Regions from separate parts of the Homo sapiens genome. Here region 2 is linked to region 1. The links are chromatin loops, found by intact Hi-C in ENCODE. Cell type or tissue: mammary epithelial cell. All regions are shown on one strand. Links, peaks and the distances in the headings refer to the core of each region. The heading gives the core; the rest is flanking DNA. Region 1 overlaps SLC17A6-DT (SLC17A6 divergent transcript). Region 2 overlaps LINC01495 (long intergenic non-protein coding RNA 1495).

The links. Hi-C counts contacts between places; a loop is a spot of excess contacts. Peaks named below come from ENCODE experiments on the same cell type or tissue, not always from the same donor. Only the 100,000 strongest peaks of a DNase experiment are listed, where the experiment ranks them.
Region 2: it touches region 1 in a loop (21-fold over the local background); 4 of 110 quality-filtered maps call a loop at or near these places.

The regions. Positions count from the first base shown.
Region 1 is chr11:22,331,812-22,337,204 of GRCh38, forward strand. All of the region lies in intron 1 of SLC17A6-DT (SLC17A6 divergent transcript), which reads right to left. Among named protein-coding and RNA genes, the nearest start is that of SLC17A6-DT, 3.7 kb to the right of the region's middle. In mammary epithelial cell, for the core only: CTCF peaks have their summits at 161 (motif pointing right) and 2,423 (motif pointing right); no DNase peak of the experiment used is centred there.
Region 2 is chr11:22,469,192-22,474,584 of GRCh38, forward strand. The region is part of intron 2 of LINC01495 (long intergenic non-protein coding RNA 1495); the gene reads right to left. Among named protein-coding and RNA genes, the nearest start is that of LINC01495, 20 kb to the right of the region's middle. In mammary epithelial cell, for the core only: a CTCF peak has its summit at 3,314 (motif pointing left); no DNase peak of the experiment used is centred there.

The DNA.
Region 1 (5,393 bases), core at 91-5,090:
TTCAGTGATTTATCAGCAACCTTTTCTTCTTTGTACTAGGAAAAAAGGCCACATACAATGTTAATATCATGGGAAGCATGTTTACCCACTGATTTTCAAATGATTTAAGTCAATGTTGTAGGTCTGCCTTTTAACTCAAATAAATATTTTTCGTTTTTACCACTAGCGGGCAGCAGTTAGGAAATATTAATAGTGACTACTATTGTATATATTTTTTTACCTCTTCAAAATTATAATTAGCTTGTGCTTACAGCGGTGAAATATTCTGGATCTTTTATGTTCTGTTCTATTCCAAAACTATGTATTTAGATTTTTTGCTTTGGAAAATTTTACCCTAAATGTTATAGAAGTAGAAACCATCCCACCCTCTGCCTCTAGTAGAGTAAGTAACTTAGAAAATAGTGTGAAATTAAACAGAAACTTCCTAGATGCTAATAGCCAAGTGGGAAATTTCAATAATATTAGAAGCCTTCCTTCAAAGAAGATGGTATTTTACCATTTGTGACAACAAAATGTATGGCAGCCAAAGGAAGAGAATCAGTAATCTAGGATGGTAAAGGCAAAATAGGATCCCTATGGGACCTAGATAGACATTTCAATTAGGTATGTTTTGTCATGTCATTCAATTTATTTATTTATCTGTAAAACACCGTACGTCCTGGTGGTCTCTGCCTTGATCTCCTTCATACTGAAGTGTATATTTATTTTACTTCCTTTACAGATTTGCAGTTCTTTTCTATTCTTAGATTTTTCTCAAACTTTCTGTATACAATTAAAACTTTTACTTTAAGAATTTTTTTTAGAGTTGAAGACACTGATGCTTTCAAAGTCTTTCTGTAATTTATCATGTTGCTCTACGTGTATAGTGTGGAATTCAAAGTTAGAAATATTTTTCTGGCATTAGAGGAGCAGCATTTGTTCTCCATTCACTTTAAAATCTTAATTTTCCCAAGGCACAATGGCCTGTAGTGAATTAAGGCTATTTTCTCCCATTAATGCAGAAATAAAAGGGTAGAATAAGATGTATACACTTTTCTCATTGTAAATTATAAATACAGAGTAGATGCACAGAGAAAAGGAAACATTGCATATATGACTACATACATGTGTTTTTGGTAATTAAAATATATGTTTGAGGTAACAATATAGGCTTATTTAATACTTCCTGCTTCCAGTTTTTTAATCAGACAGTTCACAGAGAAGTCAAAAGACGTCTTACACCAGGCCACTAAATATAGCAGTGTAAAGTATTGGGCTATGTGCACAGATTGTCGTTTTTAAGACAAACTGAATTATTTCTTCTCTTTCCAGCTCTAAGGAAATTATATAATGATAATTTCTTAGAAATTGTCTCTGAGGCTAACACTGCAAAGTAAAATCAAATAAAGCTGAACTAAAAATTGTCTGCTTAAAAACCCTTGGTAAGAAAAAAGTCACAGATGAATTCTAGGGCTTATTTGTATAGCTTCGAACTGAAAGAAGTGTGTAATTATTAGGCTGAACATTTACTTAGGAATTCAAAGTCAAATAAAGCCATACTGTAAAAAAGCTTTTCAAAGCAGTTTTGTCTTTAGGAATGTCCACTCTCTACATATAATATAAAAAGCTATAAAACTGTATTGAGTCCATTTATTTACTATATCCCAGAAAAGGGCCTAGCCAACAGTAGATAAAAATACCTATTGAGTGAATATTTTTTGAAATAATAAACTGAAGATGTTGCATTCAAAATAGCCTCAGAAACAGTCACCTTAAGGTTCGTTTTTCTCTTTTTGAGGTGGGGTCTGGGTATATTTCCCAGATGCACTTCAAACTTCTGGGTTCCAGCAATCCTCCCACTTCTGCCTTCCTAGTAACTGGGACTACAGATGCACACCACCACCTTGAGGTATGTACTTGAGGTATTTCTTAAAAATCAGTTTGCCTTAAAAATACCACAGAAATAGTTTTTGAATGATCTTAAATAGAATGCCTTTAAAACATGTTTGTATTTTTGGTAATAGGGAGCAAAACATCAAATTTATGTTACTATTTCAAAATATTTATAAAATTATCACAATTTATTCTATTGTATATCATTTTTACCTATGTGATTACCACACCATTACTAAATCTTAATACAGTGAAGTTTCCTTTAGTACTAGTTTTTTGGTTAACTGGGGGATTCTCAATCAACTTATTTCTAAATACATTTAGTACTAAGACAACTGCAAATGTGTTGCCCACAAAAAAGACTTTATAGTTTCAGATGTAGATTTAATTTAACAAATATCCAAAAGAAGAAAGAAGAAAGAAAGAGAGAAAGAAAGAAAGAAAGAAAGAAAGAAAGAAAGAAAGAAAGAGAAAGAAAGAAGAAAGAGAGAGAAAACAGTAGGTGTAATTGCATAATTAAGGACCACAATTGTCTCTAAAATATTAACATATCCTTCCACCAGAGGGCAACATTTGCAAGACATTTAAATGATTACTCAAAAGTATTTCCTCCCACAGGGATATAAACAAATAGAAACCTATTACATTGCTGTTGGCTAATACCTTATGTACATCTTGAAAAATAGTATGGATACAATTATTTAAACAATTGCTTATAAAACTCAGTGTATACATATAGTGAAACAACAAATAAGGTAACTCTTCTTTAAATATGTAAAAAGAACTTTCAGAAAGCACATTTCTACATATTAGTATTTTTTCAGTTTATTATTAATCATTTAACTCAAATATAATAAAAAAAACTTAGGATGGGAGAAACAAAAGAAAATAAGTTTTACATCTTTTTACATCTAAAGACTTTTCATCTAAAGTCATGAAAAGGCATAAAATTTTACAAGCAGAAAGGATAATAGAAACCACACGATACAAGCCTTCATTTGTGCCAGTAAGCAAACTGGCTTATTAGTGTTCGATGATTGATACAAAATTGCAGAGATGATAATCAGTGGAACCAGGACCCAAACTCAGGTAAACTGATTTCACATTTCATACTCCGAGATGTTGATGTTCAAAATGTGATCCTTAGGCAAGCAGTTGTAGAAACGTGTTACAGTGGTTGAATCTTGGGCACCACTCTAGACCTATTGAATCAGAATCTGTATTTTAACAAGACCTTAAACTGTGAGAAACTCCTCTAACCTGAGCTGTTTTCTCATCACCAGTTACATGACTTCAGGTAATTACTAAATCTCACTTTCCTCCTCAATAACATGGGAATACAACTATTTTAGTTTAAGGAATAATTATAAGGAATAAATACGTTTATCATGTAAATAAAAGCTACTCATAAATTGTAATATTGCACACATATTATATTAGTTATATTCAGTGAAAACTTCTCCTTTTATTGTTAACAGTTCTTGACAAGAGGGACAATTCTTCCCCTAGAAGAAAAGTGGTCTAATAATGCAATTCAGGACTTGTTATAATTGGATGTAAGTTATTGGGGATAAAGGAGGGTGTCAAGAGAAAGGAAGCCTTTTCTGATATGCTTAAATTAATATCTTACATATAACTACTAGTGTTTCTTTGCATAAAGATAAATCTGATGAATTTAGGGCTGCAAAAGTACACGTTCAGCGTTTGCAATTTGTGTCCACTCATGAAGAAAATCTGTTGGGTTAGCAAATGGTGTCTGAATATATGTTTCTTACACTGGGAGCAGCTATGGGTTTAAAGCCAGCCTAAATGACATTCTTCAGTCGCAGGTGGTCTAGTAACGTTTCTTGTAATTTTCCACACATAACATTTTTCATTGTTTATGAAAATACCATTAAATACACCCCTTCTGGCTAGGGTGCTATCCAAATACCACCACTCCACCCTGCCAAACTCCACTGGGCTGCCATCATCTTTATAGAACTACATTTCTTTTAACTATTAAGACAGACAAGAAAACATTGTCTCTTGAAATATATTCTGGACATTTTCACTCCCGGGCTGGGTTATTTAACTTGTGTAATTTCACCCATAATTGTTTGAAATTGTATTTTTGTGTCTATCTCCCAAGTAGCTTGTGAGATATTTCAGGGAGAATTCCCAGATCTAGTATTATTCTTGACACTCAATGAATATTTTTAGAATGAGTAAATCAATATTACCAGTTATTCTGATTCAGTTGCTCACCCTATTATCAAGAGAGTGGAAGAGAGAGGAGGATGACATTCATTTCAATAAAGGTGAATATAACTGTTTAAAAACAATGCTTTTGTGTTGGATTTATATTGCTTAGTGTCCCCTCATATTTGTGTATTGGAGACTTAGCTATCATGTTTACTGATGGTTTAGATAGATCTCTAGTCATTTGTGGTGCAACTTAAGCTGGAGTGCTTAGGAAAATCATTTACATATCATCACCCCAGCTTCACAAATATTTGTTGTAAATTCTATTTTTTTGTATAACTTCCCAGAATTCCAAAATCATTAATATCTCTAAATAAATATAATTTAATGAACTTAGTTATTAAAGATTTGAAAAATACAGATATTTTGAAAACACCTAGATAAGTCAAGTCCTGAATAGCTTGAATCTTTTAATCTTTTTCTTTTCTTTTTTTTTTTGCAAGGAAATAGTTTAATGAGGGTTTTTTTTTTGTCTCCTTATACTTGATCTTGAGAAATAGATAGTATTCTGAGGCATCCCATGGTTTTAGAGAAAAATTAAATTCACTGTTTTATTGAAGATACATATTTTAACACAAATTTATCAAAAAAGATAAAAATGTCTTCATTATCCTTTTCTTTATTATATTTCACAATGGAAATAATTTGACAACTATCAAACTTAATAATGGCAGATGGTTTTAGCTACTTTGACATTTTTTTCCAGCTATCCATTCAGTGAATACATAGCCATTATATCATTTGAACTATTCAGGTAATATTCTTATTTGATTCTCAATTTAGATCCATATTTTTGAGATTTTGTCTCAGGATCCTAAGTAAAATTGACTCCCTCTGTTGGCTTATGTGACATCCAAGGTTTTGACCTTGAAAATGTGGTTCAAGGCCAGTCTGTTCTGTAAGCATTGGCCTGAATTGTACTTAAGAAGTTTGTGATTCATGTGAAAGAGATTAATAATTTACATTAATCTAGCAGTTTTCTTGCTTGCTTAATGAGATAAATTCATTGATGCTGTACCTGTATATATAAAGCCAAAACTCTTACATGAATGTCTTTCAAAATTTATGCTTTAGGAGAAGGACATACAAAGAAAAATAAAATAAGATTTGAATGGAATATATGTAAATTAAAATAAATCTTTTTAAAAATAAATCTTTAAATTATCAATTACAATTTGTTGGCAAGCACAAGGTATAGCCACATATTTCATCAGTATATTGGTATTTCAGTAGTGTATTGTAAATTAGTTAAATAAAGATGCTTAAAATTCCAAGGA
Region 2 (5,393 bases), core at 217-5,216, 140 kb after region 1:
TTCCCAGGGTTCCTGTTTTTTGTATAGTCTTTATCACATAATTTAATATTTTATTATATTTTGTCTCCCTCTTCTAATCATTTCCCTCATCCCACAAATATTTACTGATAATTTACCATGTGCCAAGCACCATTCTAGGCACTGGCGAGACATTATAGAGCCAAGCAGACAAAGCAGCCTGACCTTATGGAGCTGATAAGCTAGTGAAGGGAGATTTTTAAAACCCCAAATATATCAGTTATTTTATAAATTTTTCCTCCATACAACCAGATGCAAACTCTTTTGGGAAGGACTCTGTCTTATTTAGTATTTTATGTAGTGTCTAGAACAATGCTCTGCAATAACAGGTACTCAAAAGTATATTTTAAAGCAATGATGGAACAATAAAATAAGAATACACTTGGAGAAAAACAGCAAAAATTTATATTTTCTGTTATAAATGAGGCTAATCTCAATGGTTTAACTGAGGATTTCTTTGTGCTTTAGGATGGAGAATTTTTGTAAGCCAAAGGACTTTTCTCTGCATTAATAGAAAACATATCCAGAACAATTGATACAAGCTTCTCAAGTTTTGCAGGTCACAGTCTTACAGCAGTAGTGAAAAACTGAAAGACATCCAGAATACAGATGACAAGGGTTCTTGACACACTATGGTATGAGACAGTGGCCAACAAACTATTTTTTAAAGGGCCAGGTTATTCAATATTTTGGGGCTGTACACTCTCTCTCACAGCTAGTCAATTCTGCCATTCTAGTATAAAAGCAGCTTAGAAAATATGTAATTGAATGGACATGTTCTAATAAAACTTTATTTACAAAAACAGGTGAAAGGCTGGATACAGCTCTTGGATCACAGTTTGCAGACAGCTGCTATAAGATAAATAGTTCAAAGAACTGAGGTGTTTAGCTGGGTGTATTAGTTCATTCTCACATTGCTATAAAGAAATACTTGAAACTGTGTAACTTACAAAGAAAATAGGTTTAATTGGCTCATGGTGCTGCAGGCTGTGCAGGAAGCATAGCAGCATCAGCTTCTGGGAAGGTCTCAGGGAACTTACAATCATGGCGGAAGGCAGGGAAGGAGCCATGCACTTCACATGGCTGGAGCAGAAGAGAGATGTGAGGAGGTGCCACACGCTTTTAAAAACCCGGATCTCATGAGAACTCTACAGCATCAAAGCAGGAAATCTGCCCCCATGATCCAATCACCTCCTACCAGGCCCCATCTCCAACACTGGGGATTACAATTTGACATGAGACTTGGGTGAGGACATAAATCCAAACCATATCTCTTGAAGAAGACAGAAAGAGACCACCGTTACTATTTTTGGATATTTGAATGACTTTCCTGCAGAAGAAGGATTTGACCTACACTAGAAAAACGGAGGATTTATGTCTAATATTTTAATAGAATTCTCCAGGTAGTTATGAGTTTAATGAGTTTACCGATACTGGAGGTGTTCAAGCAAACATTGGATGCCCACTTCTTGAGACTGTTCCAGAGCAGGCAAGGGAGTCTGGTGAACAATTTGATTAAATGTCCTTTAAGGTCCTTTTCAACCATGGGATTCTCTCACGAATATGAAGTTTAGTGAACAGAGCAGGGCCTAACATATGCCGAGATTGACACACAGACACAGGTAAATGATACCCCAGCAATTTCACATGTTAAAATTTATCTGTGGTAAATGAATGACTGAGTGAAAAGCAATCTCTGCTAAATGTTAGGTACCCATATTAATAAGCAGGTTAAAAATAGCCAGATTAAAAACAGTTAACATCAGGTAAATATCATTTCTATTTTCAGTAAGCTTGATTTACAGTCTTTTACGATTATATCTGGGTTAAATGGATTGGTCATTCAAAAACTAAGTGGCTGTCTCTCAATCACATAGATTAAAAAGAGAGGGAAGACTCCATCCTACCTTTTAGAATTCAAAAATTTTTAATTTTTTATCTTTTGGACTTCTTGTAAAATTTCTTTTTGTGCCTTATGATGTTTTGCATTAATGAAGTTGTAAATGCTAAAACAGCACAAATTCATCCTCACCAATGGATGTGTAGATCTATAAAATTAATAAACAATGATTTATTGGGAGCCTATCGCTCCACTGAAGAAACTGAGAACCAGACAGTGCCTGAAGGTTGAACATGACAAGGAGCTAAATGGTTTAAAATTTGTGGCTATCCTTAATATGCTACCCATGTGTGCCAATGAGGCAAATCTTCAGTCAGCTTGAGCCTGGTCTCCACCTCCCAGTGGAGGGTCAGAAGGGGTGAGTGATTCCAATCAATATCCAGTTGTTAGAGTAACAGCCATGTTGGTTCTGGATGGCTGACTGGGCAAAAACATGTTTGTTCTACTTAATGTGACAGTGTCTTGTCAAATTAACAGCCATGGTGGCAGGAACAAGCTTGCTTAATGGGTTAGAGTCAGTTCCACAGAGAATCTATCATCAACATGCAGCTGAGAGGAATCCCAAACCTCATTACCAGGGTTTATTTGTAGATAATAACGGAAGGTATGCCATGTACTTACAACGCATTTGTTTGGTTTTTTTGGCAACTCAGTTTAATGGTCTTTATCAAGTGTTGCCCTTTTAACTCCCCGAAACTCTGTATGCTCATGCTTAGTCTGTGTTTAAATACACTAAGTAAAGTACAATATTTAAGCAGCTATGTTAAGATGTTGTAGCAAGATAGAATGATTATTTGAAATAACCACATATTAGATGTGCAGGGCAGTGGGGGAAAGGAAGTACTCTGGTGAGTGCTTTAACCCTGCACTTCATGGTGAATATTTAAATGTACTTTTCCTCCCTAGAGGTGAGCTGTTGTTCCAAAGCCAGAATCATAAACTGCCTGCCAGATTTCTCTCACAGTTAAATTGCATTTGGGCCATATAGTGGTTTTTAAAAATTGAAATGCTTTCTATCACTTAGAAAAAAGAAAATTTCACATGCAGTTCTAGGTGTTTCCTTTCAATGAAAAATTCAGAGAAGTCAGCAGCATAGGCCAGCTTTTCACAGGGCAGTAGTTTTCTGGAGCTGTGTGTTAGTTCATCTTCTCTAGATAGGCTGAGCATTCTCCATGGTGTCTACTGTGCCTGCTTTATTCATCTATGTGACCTAACCAGCCCCTTGAAACATTGAAATTTTCCATCTGTGATGAAAAGATTAAATCTTGATTTTCGAATCATACTCATAGATGAAAAATACAATATTATGTCATTATCATGTACAGACATTGTTAAGACACTGTTTGCTTCTTTCTTCCTCTAGTCCTCTAGTCCTCCACCAGTGCCTCCCAGTGGCCTAAACCAGCAGGAGCCATATGAAAAAGAAGTCTGGAAGTTGCTAGTCCTTCACAGGAGGATACAAGAATGGCGACGAGAAGATCTGAGGACTAAACTACGAGATTTAGGATGAACAAATCTAGGAGCCAGAAGATGTACCTGCTAGTAAACGCTATGATCTTTAAAAAGTCTTGAGCCAACGTGACCTTCGGAATTTTTCATCTGTAAAATGAAATATTGGACTAGACGGTCCCTGAAACTTCTTAAAGTCCTTGATTCTACAGTGGAATGGTTGGTACAGCTTTGATTTCATTGTCTGTTTATACCTGGCTGAATTCTCTTGTGACATGTGACTGTCCTTCTTAAGAAACTGACAGGCAACCAAGTAGCTGATTGTTGAGATATCGAAATGTTTCAGGGAATGCAGAGAATACAGCCTACCTGATATAAAGTCTGACAGCAACAACAAAAAATCTCTCTGGGCAATTTTATTTAATAATTAAAACAAAAGGTTTGGAGGCAATATTCAAATTGCCACTTTAACAAGAGAGGAACCTGTGGTGAGAATGCTTCAACAGTGATCTGGACTGGCATTAGAGCTAAAGAATCCCAGCCTGATGTGATAGTGACTCTGGCTGCTTTATGTTCCTCAGGAATCCCAGGATGTCTTTCAAACAAACAAATAAACCAAACAAACAACAACAATGAAATATTATCTTTATCACTTATCGCAGATGATTTTCCCAGAATTGTTGGCTCAAATTTTAGAAGAAATTCTAGAAACTGATTCAACATAAAATTCAAACCCGCTAGCTCTTCATTTAAATCATGGAATCACTTGTTTGCTATTGAACCACATGTTGACATTGAAGTACAGATGTTTGATGATGAATTCATTCCTCTTTGTATAACAGCAACTACATGATAAGCCAGGGAAAATATGGCAGCATCTTTTATATCTTCATTTGTTTGAAACAGATAAAAATATTTTATTTTCCTTATTCTATGTCAAGTAACCCAATAATGAGAAAATCTAAACTTACTTTTCAAGGGATTTTTAAATTTTATTAAATTTGTAAAGGTAAAGCAATAAGTTAAATTCAACACACAGTTTGAAATATATCAGTTACGGAGCCAACTGAGATGTCAATCATTTAGTAGTTCTTCTCTCTGAAAATAGAGAACATTTAGAAGCAGATCCAGAAAGTTTCATTTTAACCTCAACTGGAACCAGGAACAGGAACTGAGGTTGCTTACTAGCAGATCATGATACAGTGGACACTGACATTCTTCCAGACATTAAATCATTTGCAGTTTCTCTTTGACAGATTTAAAACCTGAGAAGTTAATTGTGGGAGCTAGTCCTGATTCACCCAAGATCAACTAGCAGTTGCAAGAACATTTTCACTCAAAAGCTTGAAAATGAATCAAGTTTACTTGTTAAGATGTCCAGCAAATAGCAAGATAAACATGGTAATATATTCAGTTTTAAATATATAAGTTTATATCAATAATATATTTAAAATAGCATACTTTAAGGCTACTAATGAAAATGTGAAGCAAAATGAAAAATGTTAGCTTGCAAGAGAAACTGATTTTATTTAATGGGTTATTTTACTTCAGTAAAATCTTGGTTATGCAAAATAATGGAAAAAAAAATCTGAGTAAGCAAAGCTTTGATATGGCTAGAAAATAAAGTATATTTTTCTTGTACTTGTAGCCTTACTGTTGAGAATTTTAAGAAATGGTGCTCCTTGTTTAAATTCAATTGGCCTTTAATGGGCACATAACACATGCTGGACATTACAGTAGGAGGCTGAAAAGAATACCATAAATAAATAACCCCCTGGCTCTCAAGGAATTCTTAGACTCAATGAATAGAGTACATTGAACACAAGAGAATATATATATATATATTTCTAGAATCCTTCAGACTTATATTCAGTTTCAGAAAAAAAAAAATCATTTTGAGTTTCAATTTCCATTGCCTTAGCCTGAAGATGGAAGTGGAGAAGAACAGAAGAAGGATCACCGGCTTTAGAAGAAGTCTTGAGGATGAAACAAAATAATGTGTGTGAATGCTCTTAGCATAATATAT